3 separate regions of the Homo sapiens genome follow, and all the other regions are linked to region 3. The links are chromatin loops, found by intact Hi-C in ENCODE. Cell type or tissue: heart left ventricle. All regions are shown on one strand. Links, peaks and the distances in the headings refer to the core of each region. The heading gives the core; the rest is flanking DNA.

What was found. A loop is a pair of places that touch in the nucleus more often than their neighbours do. Peaks named below come from ENCODE experiments on the same cell type or tissue, not always from the same donor. Only the 100,000 strongest peaks of a DNase experiment are listed, where the experiment ranks them.
Region 1: it touches region 3 in a loop (1.9-fold over the local background); 17 of 110 quality-filtered maps call a loop at or near these places.
Region 2: a loop joins it to region 3, with 3 times the contacts of the local background. A loop is called at or near these places in 11 of 110 quality-filtered maps.

What each region holds. Positions count from the first base shown.
Region 1 is chr14:75,772,457-75,778,569 of GRCh38, forward strand. It overlaps TTLL5 (tubulin tyrosine ligase like 5), which reads left to right. Exons shown (of 32, transcript NM_015072.5): 22 at 3,028-3,174; 23 at 4,291-4,394. Among named protein-coding and RNA genes, the nearest start is that of TTLL5, 110 kb to the left of the region's middle. In heart left ventricle, for the core only: no CTCF peak of the experiment used is centred there; no DNase peak of the experiment used is centred there.
Region 2 is chr14:75,865,009-75,871,121 of GRCh38, forward strand. The region is part of intron 29 of TTLL5 (tubulin tyrosine ligase like 5); the gene reads left to right. Among named protein-coding and RNA genes, the nearest start is that of TGFB3, 110 kb to the right of the region's middle. In heart left ventricle, for the core only: no CTCF peak of the experiment used is centred there; a DNase peak (open chromatin) is centred at 2,983; H3K4me3 peaks cover 767 bases; H3K27ac peaks cover 1,172 bases.
Region 3 is chr14:75,721,342-75,727,454 of GRCh38, forward strand. All of the region lies in intron 12 of TTLL5 (tubulin tyrosine ligase like 5), which reads left to right. Among named protein-coding and RNA genes, the nearest start is that of TTLL5, 63 kb to the left of the region's middle. In heart left ventricle, for the core only: no CTCF peak of the experiment used is centred there; a DNase peak (open chromatin) is centred at 3,720; H3K27ac peaks cover 3,547 bases.

The sequences.
Region 1 (6,113 bases), core at 544-5,543, 51 kb after region 3:
GTATTTTTTACTTTACTAGTTGTAACCTCTTAAGATTCTTAGATTGCTAGAATCAAACTTGTATAATCATTTTTACTGTATATCAGTCATTTGAACATTCCTGGGATTCAGTATTCTAGGACAGTTTTGTGTGTGTGAATCAGAATGATGGGGAGCTTTAAGCTGTTTGGTAAGGTCAGAGTTTATGGAAGAAGCCACAGCCCTTCCATATTCTTTTTTTTTTTTTTTTGAGACAGAGTCTTGCTCTGTCGCCCAGGCTGGAGTGCAGTGGTGCGATCTCAGCTCACTGCAACCTCCGCTTCCTGGGTTCAAGCTATTCTCCTGCCTTAGCCTCCCAAGTAGCTGTGATTACAGGCACCCACCACCAAGCCTAGCTAATTTTGTATTTTAAGTAGTGACGGGGTTTTTCCATGTTGGTCAAGCTGGTCTCAAGCTCCTGATCTCAGGTGATCCACCCTCCTTGGCCTCCCAAAGTGCTGGGATTATAGGTATGAGCCAGCGCGCCTGGCCCCATATTCTTTTTAATAACAGGGATTTGTCACCAAAAGGAGAGGGGCCTTTAAGTCTGAGAAAGCTGCATTCTTTGTTCCACTCAGTGGTGACCTTATTGTAATTTTTAGTCCTCCACATACAAAAGGCAAGTCTTTATGCCAGGCTTATTGTAAAAACATGTTGGTTATCCCAGAAAACAACTTATGAATTTAAAGTAGCCAATGGAACCCAGAGATAAAACCTTGTGTGTTGTGAATAATCCTTCAACCATCAGTGGAAAATGTTAGCTCTGCTCTTTCCAAGTGGAAAATTGAAACTGCCTTTTTGAGAGTCAGTTTGTCTGCTCCACTGTGAAAAAAATAATGTTTTAATATAACAGCTTAAACCACCCTATAGTAAAGACAGCAGAGTAGAACTATGAAATTCAACCCTCTGGTTATGAGGCTGTTTCACTTATGCTGGAGTAAATTGGCACCAAAGGACAATGAACCAAAATCAAATTCAAGAAGAAAAAAAATAGTTCAAAAAAGAATAACCACTGCGGATGCTGGCTTGGAATTCACACAGTATTTCTTTGGGGCTTTCTACAAGAATATTGAGGATCATCACTACAAAACTTAATACCAGTTCTGTGAATTCTTTCTTGAAAATATATCTAGGCTGGGTGCGGTGGCTCATGCCTGTAATCCCAGCGCTTTGGGAGGCTGAGGCGGGTGGATCAGTTGAGGTCAGGAGTTCGAAACCAGCCTGGCCAACATGGTGAAACCCCGTCTCTACTAAAATACAAAAAAATTAGCTGGGTGTGGTAGTGCGCACCTATAGTCCCAGCTACTTGGGAGGCTGAGGCAGGAGAATTGCTTGAACCTGGCAGGCGGAGGTTGCAGTGAGCTGAGATCACACCACTGCACTTCAGGCTGGGTGACAGAGCAAGATACCGTCTCAAAAAAAAAAAAAAATACATATATATATATATATATATAGAGAGAGAGAGAGAGAGAGAGAGAGAGAAAGAGAGAGAGAGAGAGAGAGAGAGAGAGAGAGAGAGAGAGAGCGAGAGTACAAGCCTTACCCCATTCCCTGATGATTGTAGCAGTGGTCTTGCTTTTGAGGAAGGTAGATGTAGAGTTGGCCTCTGTGTTCCAGCTTAGGTTAGAGATTCCTTATCTCATAACTCACAGAAGGCACATCAACAGAACGTCCCCAGATTTATCATCTGAAGGCAGTTTTATTGTGGTTTTTGGACAACAACATCTTTAAGGCTCTTGGCCTTATAAAATCTCTCTTTGAAGCATTTATGATTTCATCAGTAATCTGATTGGTATCTGTTCAGATTTCAAAATCCTTTGCCCCCATCTTCTGTGAGATGTATTCTTTCTTTACCTTAATAACTTTCCACTGTGCCCTCCTTGACAACCCCCAACTCTAAAAGCTCCCTTATTCTTGGGGAAGAAAAAAAGCTATTACCTTTCAAACTACTGTGATAGTTCTTTCTTTGCCTTAATCACGACACTTTTAAAGTCATTAGTTTCTACTCTTCACGTATATTTTTCATTACCCATGCATTTTCTTAATGTCTTCTTGTACTCTCTTTATTGAAACTGTTTTCTTGAAATTATCCCTCAGTGGTCAGATCCAAGGCCTTGTCTTTGTAGTGGGCCTTTCCAGCTCCAGCCTCTTGGAAGCATTTGACATGGAACCCTTTCTTCAGTTGGCCTCCATGGCACTATTTTCTCTTAATTTTCTTTTTTTTTCTTTTTTGAAATGGAATCTTGCTTTGTCGCCTAGGTTGGAGTGCCGTGGCATGATCTTGGCTCGGTGCAACCTCCACCTCCTGGGTTCAAGTGATTCTCATACCTCAGCCTCCCAAGTAGCGGAGATTACAGGTGTGTGCCACCACGTCAGGCTAATTTTTGTATTTTTCGTAGAAATGCAGTTTTACTGTGTTGGCCAGGCTGATCTCGAACTCTTGACCTCAAGTGATCTGCCCACCTCAGCTTCCCAAATTGCTAGGATTGTAGGTGTGAGCCACCATGCCCAGCCTATTTTCTCCTGGTTTTCTGTGTTTCTGGTGTTTCTAACTTTTTTTTTTTTTTTCCTGATACTTCATCATCTTTTCTATCTCTAAATATGAATATTTCTGTATTCTCTGTCTTCTCACCTTTGATACTTTCATCTGCTTCCACAGTTTTAGTTCCTACTACCTGTCTTTGAATGCTACCTTCCCTAAATAGTGCTATTTGTGTATGTACTGTGGTACTTTTACAACTGCTACTTTATTACATAGTTATTTACATACATACTTGATTTAAATTTTCTGATTGCCAGCTGATTGAGGGAAGGGAATAAGTTTCTTTCATTTTTGTTTTGTCTTTCTGTATGCTTCTTATACCTAACCTTTTTGTTCTGGGTCTTGTTTGTTGAAATGTGTAATATATGTCTTCTTCCATCTCTGTTATATAATGCCTTCATAGCTTGTCTTCTGTTGCTTAGCACCATCCCTCCTTTTTTTTTCTCCCACGACTCTTTAATTTATAGGAGCTGGTTGTTCGTTTCCTCAAGCGAGCATCAAATAACCTCCAGCATTCACTGAGGATGGTATTACCCAGTCGACGATTGGCACTTCTGGAACGCAGAAGAATCCTGGCCCACCAGCTGGGTGACTTTATCATTGTATACAACAAGGTAAGTCTTTTTCTGTTAGTCTTGTGCTTTGGATTGCCATACACTGTCAGAAACAGACTAGATAGAAGCCTCTGTCCAACTGGATGGAGACACTCTTCTTCTGTTCTCTGGCATCACCATCCCTTATGTATTACTGTTAGGGGAAGCAGGACCCCACACCTTAACTCAGCTGGTCTGAAAAACTATTTATTACTTCTGAAGGCCCAGTGGCCATAGTTAATTCTTAATTCTTATCAAAAGGCATATTCCTTTTGAGCACTGAGATGAATCCTAGGCTGTGTGAGTCTGCACGGTTGTTAGTGCCTGTAGAAAGTGGCAAATTGACCATTGGAGAACAAATTTGAGCTGTGGATTGAATGTAATGACATATTCTTTCTTGAACGAGTTATACTTTCATCTTTAAAACATTTTATACATTACAGAATTTTACAGTCAAGCCCAAGAAATATACTATTTAATTAGAATATTTTGCAAAGCATTCTATATCCCGGGATCTCAGAATGCATTAAAAATATCATTTTGGGTGTTTGGGTTTGGGAGGTTTGGTCAGTTTGCAGAAGGAAAAGCTGATAGAAATTTAAATGGCTTTTCTAAAGTTGCATGGAATTGTTGGTAGAATATCAGTGCACCAAACTCATAGCCACAATTTACTCCAGATCTGTTGAGAATTTTGTTATGTCTTATATAAGTGAAGAATTTATTCAGTATGGAAGCTGGTATAAGAGTACCTTCCAAGATCTGTCTTTCCTCTCCTAATTGGAACAAAATACTGTGTCTCTGTTGTCATATTGTTAAAGCTACAAGGGTGATCATAGATATTACTAAGCTACTATAAAAACCTCTTTAATCAATGGGCTGTGTAAGTAGAAAGTAAAAACATGATTAAAATTTACATTCATTCTGCAACTTTTACTTGGGAATTTCAAAATGTTTTACAAAATCATGGCCAAAAGTAATATGTCAAATTTATAGGTGGCAAAAGTACATACAAGAATTAAATGTCTTTACTATAAGGACAGATTAACTCAAGGCTATTGAAACTACATGATGAAGTGCATATTTATTAGGAGTCAGTTTTATCTTGTTGTTTTTCTGTGGGGTTTGGGCACTGGGTAGGAAACAGAACAAATGGCTGAAAAGAAATCAAAGAAGAAAGTTGAGGAAGAAGAGGAAGATGGGGTGAATATGGAAAACTTTCAGGAGTTCATCAGACAAGCAAGGTAGTAGACATTCTTGATTGATAAAAGCTGTCTTATTCCATCTTCCATAATGCTCATTGAGTACCCAGCATTCCTTTGTTTCTGATACATGGATGTGAATGAAATCACTCTTAAAGCCGGGCACAGTGGCACACCCCTTTAGTTCTAGTTACTTGGGAGCCTGAGGCAGGAGGATTGCTTGAGCCCAGGAATTCGAGGCCAGCTTGGGCAACATAGTGAGACCCTGTCTCTAAATGATGAAAAAAGAAATCATTCTCAGAAGGAGAAAAGATTGTATGGGTTTGGCCTCTCCATATCTTAGCCAATTATGTTGCTATTTTCATGGCTTCAGTTATCAAAACATTACTGCTGGGTAGCAGGGCTGTAGTTCTCGACAGCCTTCACAGTGCACATCTCTTGAAGTCACATGAGAGCTCTTTGGAAAGTTGAAATTAGAGGCATCTCATATTTACTGGGTCTGAATTTGTCCCTGACCTACTCATGGAGTAGAAATGACCACATTTTGCCTACATTGAGTAGGCTGAGGAATTTGCAATTTCTCCACTCTGTGAGGGTTACACCTAATTTATATAAAATAGAACAAGTTCTTCATGCTTAGGGTTAGCCTTTAGAAATGGAAAATCTCGATATTCATCTCTCTATCTTGATAAAAGTCAGCCAGGCCATTTTGTCCATTTATGTTGGCTTACAAAGGAAGAGATAACAAAGGCACTTAATTTTAAATCTTGTAAAACTTACACTGGAGGATTTTTTTCTAAATAGAGAGATGTGCAAAACCATTAAAATAAAATAGGATAAAAAAACAGTAAGCCCCATTACTTAGGCTTCAACTGTCAAAGTCACAAATAGGGAGAAAATCAGTAGAAAATCTACCCTATGTTGATTGGTGAAGTTAAATGAGGTAGGGGTAGGAGCTTATCAATCACCAGCATAATATAATCTTTGTTTAATACCCTTTTCAGACCTCACTATCATGCGCTTTACAGCAAACAAATATATCATTTTGTAGGAGTCCATAATTGTATGGTGTTATTTGTTGACATTTTTGAGTCTTAAGTAATATGATTGATAAAACAGGTATAGTAACAGCTTCTCTCATCAACGTTATAAAAACAGAAAAGGATTAAAAAAAAAAAACAAAAAACAGATTGTGTCCAGAAAATAGCTCTACTTTTTAAAGCTAAAAGATAATTTTCAGGTTTATCCTAAGGATCTTCAAAATCCCTAAAATATATATTTTAAAAAACCCAGCCTTTAAAAGAACACTATTTCCCAAGCAAGTCTAACTGGACACTAAAAATGAATTATAACATATTGTTAACTAATTATATAGATGTGGAGATAAAATGCATTGGAACATAATTACTTCTGATTGGGGATTAGGTGTTGATTGTTGGGAAATAATGTGGTGACGTCAGTTCTTCTTTTATTAAGTTTGGTTTGAGTACATGGATACTTTTCAGGGCTGGTAAATTCAAATACTTGCTGGAGTCAGACAGGAAAACATAAATTATGAAGTGGGCAAAGGATAAGACAGATATAAAGCAGCTTGTATTTTGACCAACCGTAACCTTTGCCTTTCAGTATTCTGTGAAGGGCCAAATAAAACACACTGACAGGCAAAGGTTTGCACCCTCAGCTGTAGATCTTTGATAGTCACTTGAGAGACTTATCTTGTGGCATTTGGCTACTTTGAAGACTTTAGGGTTTACGCTGAGA
Region 2 (6,113 bases), core at 341-5,340, 140 kb after region 3:
ATTATATTAATTCATCATAATTGAGAAATTGTAAGTGCCGGCATTTGCAAAGTAGTTCTTTAGACCATTTTTACTGGAGAAAAATAAAATCTCTTAATCTGGAAAGCATAGAATATAGCATCTCATTGTAATCACATCACTTTCTGTCATGTAAAATTTTCTTCATTTAGAAAATCTTGAGGTCTTGAGGATAGTAGACACATTTAAGCCAGTTTGCATTTTCACAATTCCAGATACAAATGTGTGTCTTAGTTGTTGTTTTTTTTTTTTAATCTGTGTTCTTAAATTTCTTAAAGCTTTTTAAACTTTAAACTCCCTGTCATTCAGAGTACTTGAGAATGCCAACTTAATCAGATACTGGATAGTGGAAGTATCACTGTATAGCCTGAAGATCAAAAAACTACTTCTCAGGTCCTTGGCTCATTACCTGGGCCACAGAATAATGTGTGCACCAAACCCCCGCAACACGCCATTTACCTTCATAACAAACCTGAGCATGCACCCCTGAGCCTAAAATACAAGTCAGAAAAAAAAACTCTCTGGCTCTAATGAATCTAGACAGTTGGTACCTTTTAAACTATGCTTCAATACCTTGAAATGGAGGATGACTGGGGAAGGAGAGGCAGTTTTGTTGATTTTCACTTTTAGAAACTGCTTCATTTTTAAGTCCTTCTCATAGTTTTGATTAGCTTCCAGCAACTCACATTCCTTTGAAAATTCAAAGTACTGTACTACTATTCTTGTGTGGAATTTCTTTTCACTGAGGATTATACTGGTTTAGTTTCACTGAATTATGAAGTATATGGAAATTATGTTTTTTAGAATCTGTCAGAATATCTGTTTTAGCGAGGAGGCAGAACTCCCAAGAAGGGAGTTATCTCGTTCTCCTGGAGAGCAAACAGAAAATCATTCATCATAATTGTATATATGTGTGTAACATTATTTCTTCTCCCCAACACCCCGAACCCGTTCTTCTAAACCACAGCTGATTTAGGTAAAAATGAGTAAGGGTGAAGTTTCTGGGACTGTAGGAGAGAGCTAAAGTAACTAAATTCCATTAGCTTCAAGAGTTTATAACTAATAAGATAACAAATAAGATATTAAATATTCTAACAGGAAGAATATGTAGAAACTTAGAGCACTTTATTTTAGAGGGTACTTAGAATCATTCCACAGTGGAAGCAAAGCCCTAGTAGATTTTATACCTTTGTAGCTTAGCTGTGCTAGATCTGACCATTATAATTATCACTAAATTGTTGATTGAAGCATGGTTTACATTCTCAGTATTCTGTATTTCTGTCCTGGGGTTACCCTTTAGATAGCAATGGTACTTTTCCAATGAACTCCTTGCACTTGGATTCATTTCTCTAAAGTGTAGGGAGCCATTGGTATAACTCACAGTGTGGTTAACTGCCTGTTTGAAAGCAGTAGATAGAATTGAAATCTGATTTACCTAGCATTCATCCATAAAAGAGGCCTGTTTATGGAATGCGATGTTAAAGGAGGCCTTATATTTATCTTATATCATATTATGTTTATGAACAGCATCTTTCACATAGTAATCTCCTAATAATGTCTGGGGAAAGTTCATGCAGCCTTTCTCTCATTGTGTACATAGGAAGTTCTCCATTCTTTTCGGCCTCCAGTCAGAACACTTAGATATCCAACTTATTGAAGGTGTTAATTTCTGCTTAAACTCTGATTCAGGATATGAGTTTGGAAATGGACATCTCTCAGTATTCATGGGGAATGAGCTTTGATCTTCATCTCAGTATAGCATTGCACTCATAAATGTAGCAATTGTCATATACTTAATCCACTCCTGCAAAAGACTGATCCTGTGACATGGGAGTGAGAGAGGAAAGTCACCCAGAGCCAGTGGCGGAAGTTTTCAGGAACAGAGATACAAGAAACTTGGCGTGATCCAGTCCATATGATAGAGAGCATAATAAACAAAATAAGACAAAATTGAAACAATGAGCTTTTACACACTGATGGTAAAAACAGCAGTTTGAAAAACATTGTTTTAAGTCAGAGCAGAGGTCAGCAAACTTTTTCTGTAAATAGCCAGATAGTAAATATTTTAGGCTTTGCAGGCCATAGCATCTCTGTTGCAACTACTCAGCTCTGCCATGGTAGAGTGAAAACAGCCATAAACAATATGTAAATGAATGAGTGTGGCGGTCTTTCAACAAAACTTTATGTACAAAAACAGGCAATGGGCTGGATTTGGCCTATAGGTCCTAGTGTGCAGACCCATAGACTAGAGTAACAGAACCATTTGAAGGGCTTGTTAAAACAATTGTTCCTCCATCCCATTTCTGATTCATTAGGTTTGGAATAACCTAATGAATAGGCAGAATCCTCCCTTTTTGTTTTAATAATAATAGCCACCACTTAAGCACTTGCTGTGTTCCAAGCACTATTCAGGGTTCTCTATACACATTAACTCATTTAAAAATGAATTTCAGGGCCGGGCGTGGTGGCTTATGCCTGTAATCCCAGCACTTTGGGAGGCCAAGGCAGGTGGATCACAAGGTCAGGAGTTCGAGACCAGCCTGACCAATATGGTGAAACCCCGTCTCTACTAAAAATACAAAAATTAGCCGGGCGTGGTGGCGCATGCCTATAATCCCAGCTACTCAGGAGGCTGAGGTAGGAGAATCACTTGAACCCGGGAGGCGGAGGTTGCAGTGAGCCAAGATCATGCCCCTCCACTGCAGCCTGAGTGACAGATTGAGACTGTCTCCAAAAAAAAAAAAAAAGCAAAAAAAAAATTTCAGGATGGTTGTGGGAAGTACTGAATCTCAAGAGTTAGGAATGATCAAACAAATCTGTTATATATTGATACAGCCCAATGCATGTCTTCTAATTCTGTCTTTCTTCTCCTGCTGTCTTCCTGCCCCTGAAGGAGAAGGCAAAAGAAAACTTTTCTTTCAGCTGAGTCGGGGACTTTCTTGGGTAACAGTGACTACTGGTGACATCAGCATGAGTAGCTCTCCATGCTGGGGTCTGTGAGGAGGGCTGCACCGGCTGTGAGGCCTGACTGACCTGATTCTAATTGCAGACATTGAGCTGATGTTATTCTTGGCGCAGGACAGAGCGATTACTCAGTAGTTTCTGTTAAAGTGATCCTTTGTTAAACTTCTGCTCCCAACCCACTCCCTGCTTCCTTCCCTCCCACTCTCTTCTCTGCCTCATCCACAGTGAAAAAGAGCCCCAAAAGCAGAAAAATTAAGGACATATTGATGGCCAACACAGAATTGCCGAAGTTTCCTTTAACAATCATGGGAGAAAGGAGAGATTTTAAATACATCTTAATTCTTCACTGGTTCCGGTCTCTTTCGAAACCCCTTCAATTTTTAGTAGACTTAATTTTCAACATTAGTAAATAACTCAAGGTAGGAGAAAACTGTGCGTCCTAAATTTCTCTCATCCTTCTGCCCCATCTGTTCTTTACTTTTCCCTTCCCACCATGTCCAAGTTTACCAAACTAATCTGGATTCAATAATCCTAGCAGAAACTAATGTTCCTATAACAGGCAGGACTGGCAGCAGCTCATTGTTCACATCAAGAGGTCTTTCAGTTTGCTGGTAACATCTTGAGTGCAGTGTGTAACAAGCTTTTTGCTAATGCTGTGTGTGTATATACACAATCCCACAGGTGTGGAAAGGATTCCCATATAAACCGAACCATGTCTTGTTATTTTGCTCCTAAAAGTTCATTGCACGTGTCTAAAAAAATTCTGCCTCCTCCTGCAGGAATGAATTCTGTTTCGCCAAGCCTTCAGCTGCTGTGTGTTTGTGTTGTGGAGGAGGGGAGGGGAAAGAAAGAGAAATTCAGCAGGCACCCTGTCTTTTTCCAAGCAGCTGGCAATAACATGCTAGCTCCTCAGCGTGGCACAAAGAGCAGGCAAACAGTCTAGCCATGCAGGAGGTGTCTTGATACATCTTTATAATGGCGTATCAGAGAGGAAGGTTGGACTGGGGACATGAGAGGGGAGGAGTGTGTGTGTGTGTGTGTGTGTGTGTGTGTGTGTGTGTGTGTGTGTGTGTTTAAGTTCCAGAGCATATTGACTCCGGAACTTAATGTCATAACCTATTGCTTCGTTGTTTTTTTGTTTGGTTGGTTCTTTTGTTCTATTTTATTTTCCCACTTGACTTTTAGCAGGAACTCATACTTAGTGTCTAGCTTTTAGTTATTATTGATTTTCCTAGGACCACTTGATTTAGTAGATTTTGCCAAGCCAAACTTTTATTCTTATTTAATGAAAATACATAGAAAATACATGAAATAATACTGCATTCGGTTGTTTTGGAAATAGGCCACTCTAGACAGGCTTTGGAGTCAGATAACCCACAGCTTAAGTCTTGGCCCTGTCTAGTCCGTGACTTAAGACAGGTTATTCAAACTTTTAAAACCTCATTTTCCTTATCTCTAATTTGAAGATGATGATATATACCTGTGTATTATCATGATTGTAGTTCTCAGGATGTGATATTGATATTACCATATGTCAAGCACCAAAGTGGCCATTTTTTTGTATTATCTCAGTGGATCTTTACAGCTGCCCTCTTATTAGCCTCATTTCACAGATGAAAAAGCATAGTATCAGTTAGATAACTTTCTCTGTGTCACATAAGTAATAAATGGTAGAACTGGGATTTGAACCCAGGTCTGTCAGCCTGCAGCATCCAAGCTCATGGCTATTATGCTATATGCTGCCTCCTGCTGCTAATAAGGCATTCAATAAACAGCAACTGTAAGTACTATTACATAAATTCTAACTTGCAATGTATACATTCAACAAGTATTTTTTTTTTTTTTTTGCGATGGAGTCTCACTCTGTTGACCAGTCTGGAGTACAGTGGCGCAATCTCAGCTCACTGCAACGTCTGCCTCCCGGGTTCAAGCGATTCCCCTGCCTCAGCCTCCTGAGTAGCTGGGACTACAGGCGCACACCACCACGCCAGGCTAATTTTTGTATTTTTAGTAGAGATGGGGTTTTCACCATAGTGGTGAGGACGGTCTTGAACTCCTGACCTTGTGATCCACCCACCTTCGCCTCCAAAAGTGCTGGGATTACAGGCGTGAGCCACCATACCCAGCCAACAAGTACTTACTGACTCCGATGAAACTATGTTTGAAAAGTTATTATCAGGTCTCTTCACCAGTCTCCTACTATTCATAAGCACCATCTCAAAAGAAAAGTTTTCCTGCACTTAGGCCTAGACGTCATCCCAATTACCTCAATCTTTTTTTTTTTTTTTTCCTTTTTCTGGAGAACGGGGTCTCGCTATATTGCCCAGGCAGGTCTTGAACTCCTGGGCTCAAGCTATCCTCCCACCTCTTGCCTCCCTGAGAGCTGAGATTACAGGCGTGAGCCACCACGCCCGGCCTCTCCTCAATTCTTAATGAAAGAAATATCTTAATAAGGTGTTCTTGGGCGTAACAATCTTGGAAATGCCCATCCTTTACCCTCCCTTGTACTTTTATTAAGTAATGGGTTTAGCACCTAACAACACATGCAGTATCCTGACGTTTGTTCTAGAGGTTTGGATAGTAGGAGCACTTGTATGGGTTGTTACTAATTCCTGTGTTATTAATAATACAGGAATGATTTCTGTAATTATTATTTTGTCCTTTCAACACTGTTACTGGTAATGCTATTTTAATTTTATTTCTATGATAGGTGTTTTTCAGAAGACTCCCAGGAAACCTGACAGGTGTCTACAAATGTGACTACCACAGATGACATGTTTGCTTAATTCATATTATGCTTGCTTTGGTTTTTTTTTTTTTTTTGAGACGGAGTCTTGCTCTGTCGCCCAGCTGGAGTGCAGTGGCTCGATCTCGGCTCACTGCAAGCTCCGCCTCCCAGGTTCACACCATTCTCCTGCCTCAGCCTCCCAAGTAGCTGGGACTACAGGCGCCCGCCACCACGCCCAGCTAATTTTTTGTATTTTTAGTAGAGACAGGGTTTCACTGTGTTAGCCAGGATGGTCTTGATCTCCTGACCTTGTGATCTGCCCACCCTCGGCCTCCCAAAGTGCTGGGATTACAGGCGTGAGCCACCACGCCCGGCCTATGCTTGCTTTTTCAATATCATATAA
Region 3 (6,113 bases), core at 647-5,646:
TGCTTCCTATGTGGAAATGAATGGGTTTGTGATTGCCCATGTGAATGTGTTTAAAGTCACATAGGCTTTTGGCAGTGTTAGGCTTTGTTAGTAAAATACACTAGGGTCTTTGATGGGGAGGATGATTAAAGTGTGGTGTGGAGTAATACAGGTAGTAAGGATATGAGAGTCGTGCTTTGGTTAGAAGGCAGAGTAACAGGGAAATAAAGAATATGGGTTTTAGAGCCTAACAGCCTTAGTTTGTAACCATGTATATCCATATCTAGTTTTGTGATTTTCAGCAAGTTACTCTAATCCTGTTTCCTCAACTATAAAATGGCAGTAATGGTGGTGTCTACCTCCTGAGAATACCATGAAGATCAAATGAGATGATGCACGCAAAGCACTTGACACAATGTCTGGCCCTTACGTTGTACTCAATAAAAATTATTTGTTATTTTTGTAATTAGACATCATAATTCCTGATCTCTTTAACAGATTATCGTTAACAGGCTATATTTGAGGGTCAGTAAACAAAGGGAATTGTTGAGATTGAATAGAAGATGGTAGATAAATCAGGACCTAAAATTATATGGGAAAAGAAGAGGTTGTAATATATTTTTTAAAATACATATCTGATCATGTCTTCTGAAATCCTTAAATGGTTCCTTAGGCTTAAATTGTATAATAGAAACTTGATATGACCTGAAAGGCTTCTAAGGTAACTCAGGTAACTCTTCTAGAATTCCATTTCCCCTCATATACCTTATAATCCAGCTGTACTATAGTATACTTCTAAGCACTCTGTGCTTTTGTGCCACTGTATGAGTTCTGCTGTTTGGCCTAAAAACTCTCCTTCTGTCTCTGCCTTGCATGCTCCCATTTCTTTTCTAAGATTTAGTTCTCCACATTGCCTCCTCCCTCATGCTGTTCTTTTTTTTTTGAGACAAGGTCTTGCTCTGTTGCCCAGGGTGGAGTACAGTGGCATGATCACCGTTCACTGCAGCCTCCACCTCCTGGGCCCAAGTGATCCTCCCACCTTAGCCTCTCGAGTAGTTGGGACTATAGGCATGTGTCATCATGCCTGGCTAATTGTTTAAAAAACTTTTTGTAGAAATGTGACCTCACTATGCATTATGCTTTTCTGTGCTTGTTTGATCATTCTCTTTTCCTATCACATCATGATGTTTTGTTTATACATACACTCAGCCGTGTCTGAGTTTATTTTCTTGAATTCATAACAGCCAGTGTGTCCTTTCTTCCCATTTCACCCTATTTCTGCCAAACCAGAGCTTTCAACATTTCTCTTGTCCCCTTTTTAAATTTTTTTTTTTAGTTTTGTATTAGAGACAGGGTCTCACTGTTGTCTAGGCTAGAGTGCAATGGCGCAATCGTATTTAGCTCACTGCAGCCTTGAACTCATGGTACCAAGTGATCCTCCTGCCTTGGCTTCCCCAAATACTGGGCTTACAGGCATGAGCTACCATGTAAGCCCTCGCTTGCTACCTCTGCACCTGTTTTACCGTGTGTCTGAAATACCTTTCTTGTGTTACTTTACCTAATAAATTACAGACATTTTTCAAGACAAAGTCAAGTGTCACTTCTTTGGTGATGTTTTTTTCTAATGCTCCCAGAGTTAGCCTGCTCTGCCCTTATACCCCCAGCACTCTGTTTGTAACTCTACAATAGTATCTGTATGTTGTCTGGTAGTCATGTGTATATTTGTCTCCTGTAGCCGACTGGAAACTCCTTGAGGACAGTAAGAATATCTCCGTCAGTTTTGCCCCCACCATGCATGGCAGCACTTTTTTTTAAATTGAGACAGTATCTCACTACGTTACCCAGTCTGGCCTTGAACTCCTGGGCCCAAAGGATCCACCTGCCTCAGCCTCCCGAGTAGCTAGGACTATAGGTGTGTGCCACCATACCCAGTTGCATGTCAGCGTCTTTTGCTCTTAGAGAATGTTCAGGAAATGTTTCTTGAATGAATGATTGGCACTTGCTTTAATTGCTTTTTGGTGGCCTGACAGTAGACTTCCCAATGGATCTGGTTTGGTAATGGCCTAGAACTCTTAGAATTATTGCAGACTGTTTGAAGATGGGGATGAGGGGTTGGGACTAGGAGCGTAACTCCAACTTCCAAAACCTCATTAGATTTAAATAATAAATAAAGGTTTATTTTTCTACATCTACTTGGCTCTTATATGAGGGTAAATTTCTGATATCCCTTGCTGTAAAAATCTTTGTTCTAAATAATTATAAAACCTTTTCTGAATGTTTCCTTTTGTTTGTTTGTTTGTTTGTTTTATAACTTGATTGCCTTTTGGAAGCTTGGGAGCTTCATTATTGAACTTATTGGCAATAGAATGTTCCGACGTGGAAGAAGCTGTGACTTTCTCTGACTCAGTGAAATACCCCTTAAGTCCATTTCATCAGCCATGGGTCTCCTTTCTTCCTCCCTACTTGTGTTCAGTTTTAATAAACTGAGTGCATCTGGAGTTTTTTAAGTTGTTGACTATCTTCTTGGCTTTTGTGGTTCTAATTCCACTTCCTGTCAGCCCTGGGATTTTGTGTGCTTCATTAACCTCATCCCATCAGATATGATTTTGTATACGTGTGTATATTTGTATGAGTCTCTGCCTCCCACTGACTCCTAACTTCCCCTGGGGTTTAAGTCACAAGGAATAAGCTAGTTGTTTTTTTTTTTTTCCATTTATTTTAGAGTAAACAGGAATTGAAAGCTTCCCAGAAGATTTTGGCTCAAACAGAGCATTGGTGCTTTTAGGGGAAACCAACAGACCAGACATGGGGTTCGCTATATTCTTTTGGTGGTTGTTCCTGTCCTTCCATCTTATGGATCTCTGCCAGGGGCATTCCCTTACTATCTCAGTGTTTGTATCCTATGATTTCTTTCCCATCCTACCACCTGTAATGTTCAACTATGTTTCCAGGTATCTTCAATATCCCATCCTATTTATTTATACATTTAATTTTTCTTCAGTTCCTGCTGTGGGCAAGTCATAGGTTAGCCTTTCGGCAGTGTATTACCATCAAGTTTGTTCCTCTCAAACCAAATTTTATGTAGGATGAGATACAGATATAGATATATATATACCTCCATTGCACTATTAGTGTTTAAATGTAGACTTGAGAACCTATACAAACTACCCGAAACTTTGTCATTTAATGCTTTTTCCTAGATTTGCACATCTGGCAAGGACCTTAGAGAATAATTAGTTCAGATATAGAAATTGAAACCCTGAGAAATGAACTCTATGTTCCAGGTTCTAGAGTTAGTGAGTGAAATAACTCAGGTCAAAATGACTCAGCTTGTATCTATGGGGCTTCAGAAGATGGGTTTTGGCAATCAGATAATCTTGATCATAAGACTTTTGATTTATAGAATTTTTTATGCCTCCCTCAATAAGACAGATTTTTTACAATCTAATTTTTACTGCCTTCCAAGATCGTGAAAATATGGTACCATGTGAAATAATATGCTTAAACAGCAATCCTTTAAATATGCTTAGGAAATTGGCATTGTGAGATACAACTGGCTATGAGAATAGCTTTTGGATCAGTTGAAGAAAAACAGCCAAAAACAACAGGATGTTCGCTGCTCTTTAAAGATGTTGCTGCTGACAGTGGGTTTATCTCTGTGTATTAGCATGGCTGAAGTCATGGGTTGTGACCCAGGCCTGGGATCATGGGGACAAGTTGTGGAGCCACTTGTAGAACTGATCAGCCTGGACTTGTTCTGATCAGAGCCCAGTGACGTGTTTGCTCCGCACCAGCCATGCCCAGTACACCTCTGTGTTGACGATACCTGGTTTGGTTTTCTGTTGCTGCCATTCTTGACCATTTCACAGGGTAACCTGAGGTTCTTATAGGGAGGATGTCCATAAATAATTGTTGGAGGAATGAAAGCAGGCAGTGTACATTCTCCAACAATGTAAACTACTTGGCCACCCACAGAAAAATAATGAGAGTCATCAATCTCTTCACTTTTTGAGATAATCTCCTTTTTTGGTTTATCATATGCTCCTGTTTAGATGGGAAAGGAAGTTTACTACAGAAGAAACTTATGTAGGAAGTATCTACTGTTTATCAAGCAAACATTGGTTATTTCCTTTAATTTGGTTTCACTGGTTATTTCTTTTTAGTCTTCGACAATTTTGGTTGGTATTATCTGTGTTTTATAGACATGGAAAAAAGATTCAGAAAGGTTAAATAAGTTGTCCTAGGTCATGCAGCTAATAAATGGCAAAGCCAAATTTGGGAGCCAGTTCTCTCTGGCTCTTTCTCCACCCACATAAAGACATGTCCTTATGAGTCCGGCCACTTTTGGCATGCCCCATATCCTGGATTCTCCCTCTGCTCTCCCGTAACTAGATACTCAGGAAAAATGATATCATCCTTTCTAGCAGATCAGGCCTGAAAAGGACACTCCTTTTGCTCTAGTTAAGCATACCCAGTCCTAAATACTCCTTTCAAATCTACCTTTACATCTGGTAACCAGATAGCATATTGATTTCTTGGACTAGTTAACCAATTGGCTGTGGGCATTTTCTTTTCATTTTCTTGTGGGTCTGCTTTTTTCCAAAATTCTCCTTCTGGACCCCATATAAAGACTTCCTCTTTAGCTTTTTCAATTTGAATCCAAAGCCAAGGTAAAAAGAATTTCCTTCATACAATAGCATTTCAGTGACAGTGAGTTCTGGCTAATGTCAGCACTTTCCATTGCCTCAGGGACCACAGCTTCAGCTGGGACTTTATTTCTGGGGAGAGTTAGTGGATTGATCCAAAATTAGTGGTGTGACATGTTTAGTAATCTATTAGGCCTTGGATGGATTATTATTTTCTTGAGAAAATCTTTATTTCCTCCTCTCTCCCTAAACTAACTTTTATCAGGTTTTTTCTTAATACAGCTTTAATATGTAAAGTTTCCTAAGAATCTCTCTTATTTTCTTTATGATTGGTGGCTTTATTATAAATATTTCAAGTGTTGTGATCAGGGTTATTTTGTAGGAAGTGGCTGCCAATTATTTTGTCTTTCTCAAAAACTATGCATTGTTTTTCACTTAAAATATATTTTTTTCATTCAGTATTTCTGAAGTATTTCCTATGTGCTAGTTATGGTGCAGGCTACTTGTAATACAACAATGAATGAAACATGGACCCTGCCCTCAAGTGATAGGGAGGAGCAGACATGAAATGATAAATGACATTACAAGTAGTATAAGTGACTCAGGTGCTCTAGGAATATATAAGATTTACTAGCTGTGCCTAGGGGATCCACAGAAAGCCATTTTTAACAGCAAGAATGTAGTATGCAACATACAGTGTCATGACAGGATGTGATATTTTTTGAAATGGTAAGAAGTATGACTAAATATAGCGTGCATAGAATGGGGGAATAGAAGATAGGGTTATGGAGGTGGATTTGGGCCAGAATATAAAGAATTGACAAGTTTAAATTCATCTTGTAGCTAACAGACAGCCACTGGAAGTTTTTGAGCAGGGGAGCGATAGGATTATTATTATTTTTCTTTAACTTTTATCATAATTTAATCCAAAGCTTAGGATGACAGAATTACAATAAAGGGAATACAGTACAATATTACTAGCAATGACTGACTTAAAATCTTCTAGGAACCAAGCTGACATTAGTTTCTGTTGTTGGACCAATTCACTGCCTACCTCTATGTGACTGCTAAGTTTGTTTTTCTAAGAAAAGTATAATTCTCATGGCCTTGAAGAATGGACTACAATTGAGAGAGGCAAGTGCTAGGGAAATGACTAAGGTGGTAAGAGGTGTGCAGTGATAATATATACTTACCATATGACCCAGTAGTCCCACTCATAGGTATTTTCCCAGAAGAACCGAAACCATATGTTTATACGAATATCTGTATACAAATGTTTATAGCAGCTTTATTAATAATTGCCAAAAATTGGAAACAATCCAAATGTCCATCAACTGTTGAATGGGTAAATAAATTGTGGTATGTCCATATAATGGAATACTACTCAGCTAGAGAAAGGAACGAACTATATTATTGGTATGTATAACAACATAGATAAATCTCAAAAGCACAATGCTAAGTGAAAGAAGCCAGTTTCAAGAAACTACA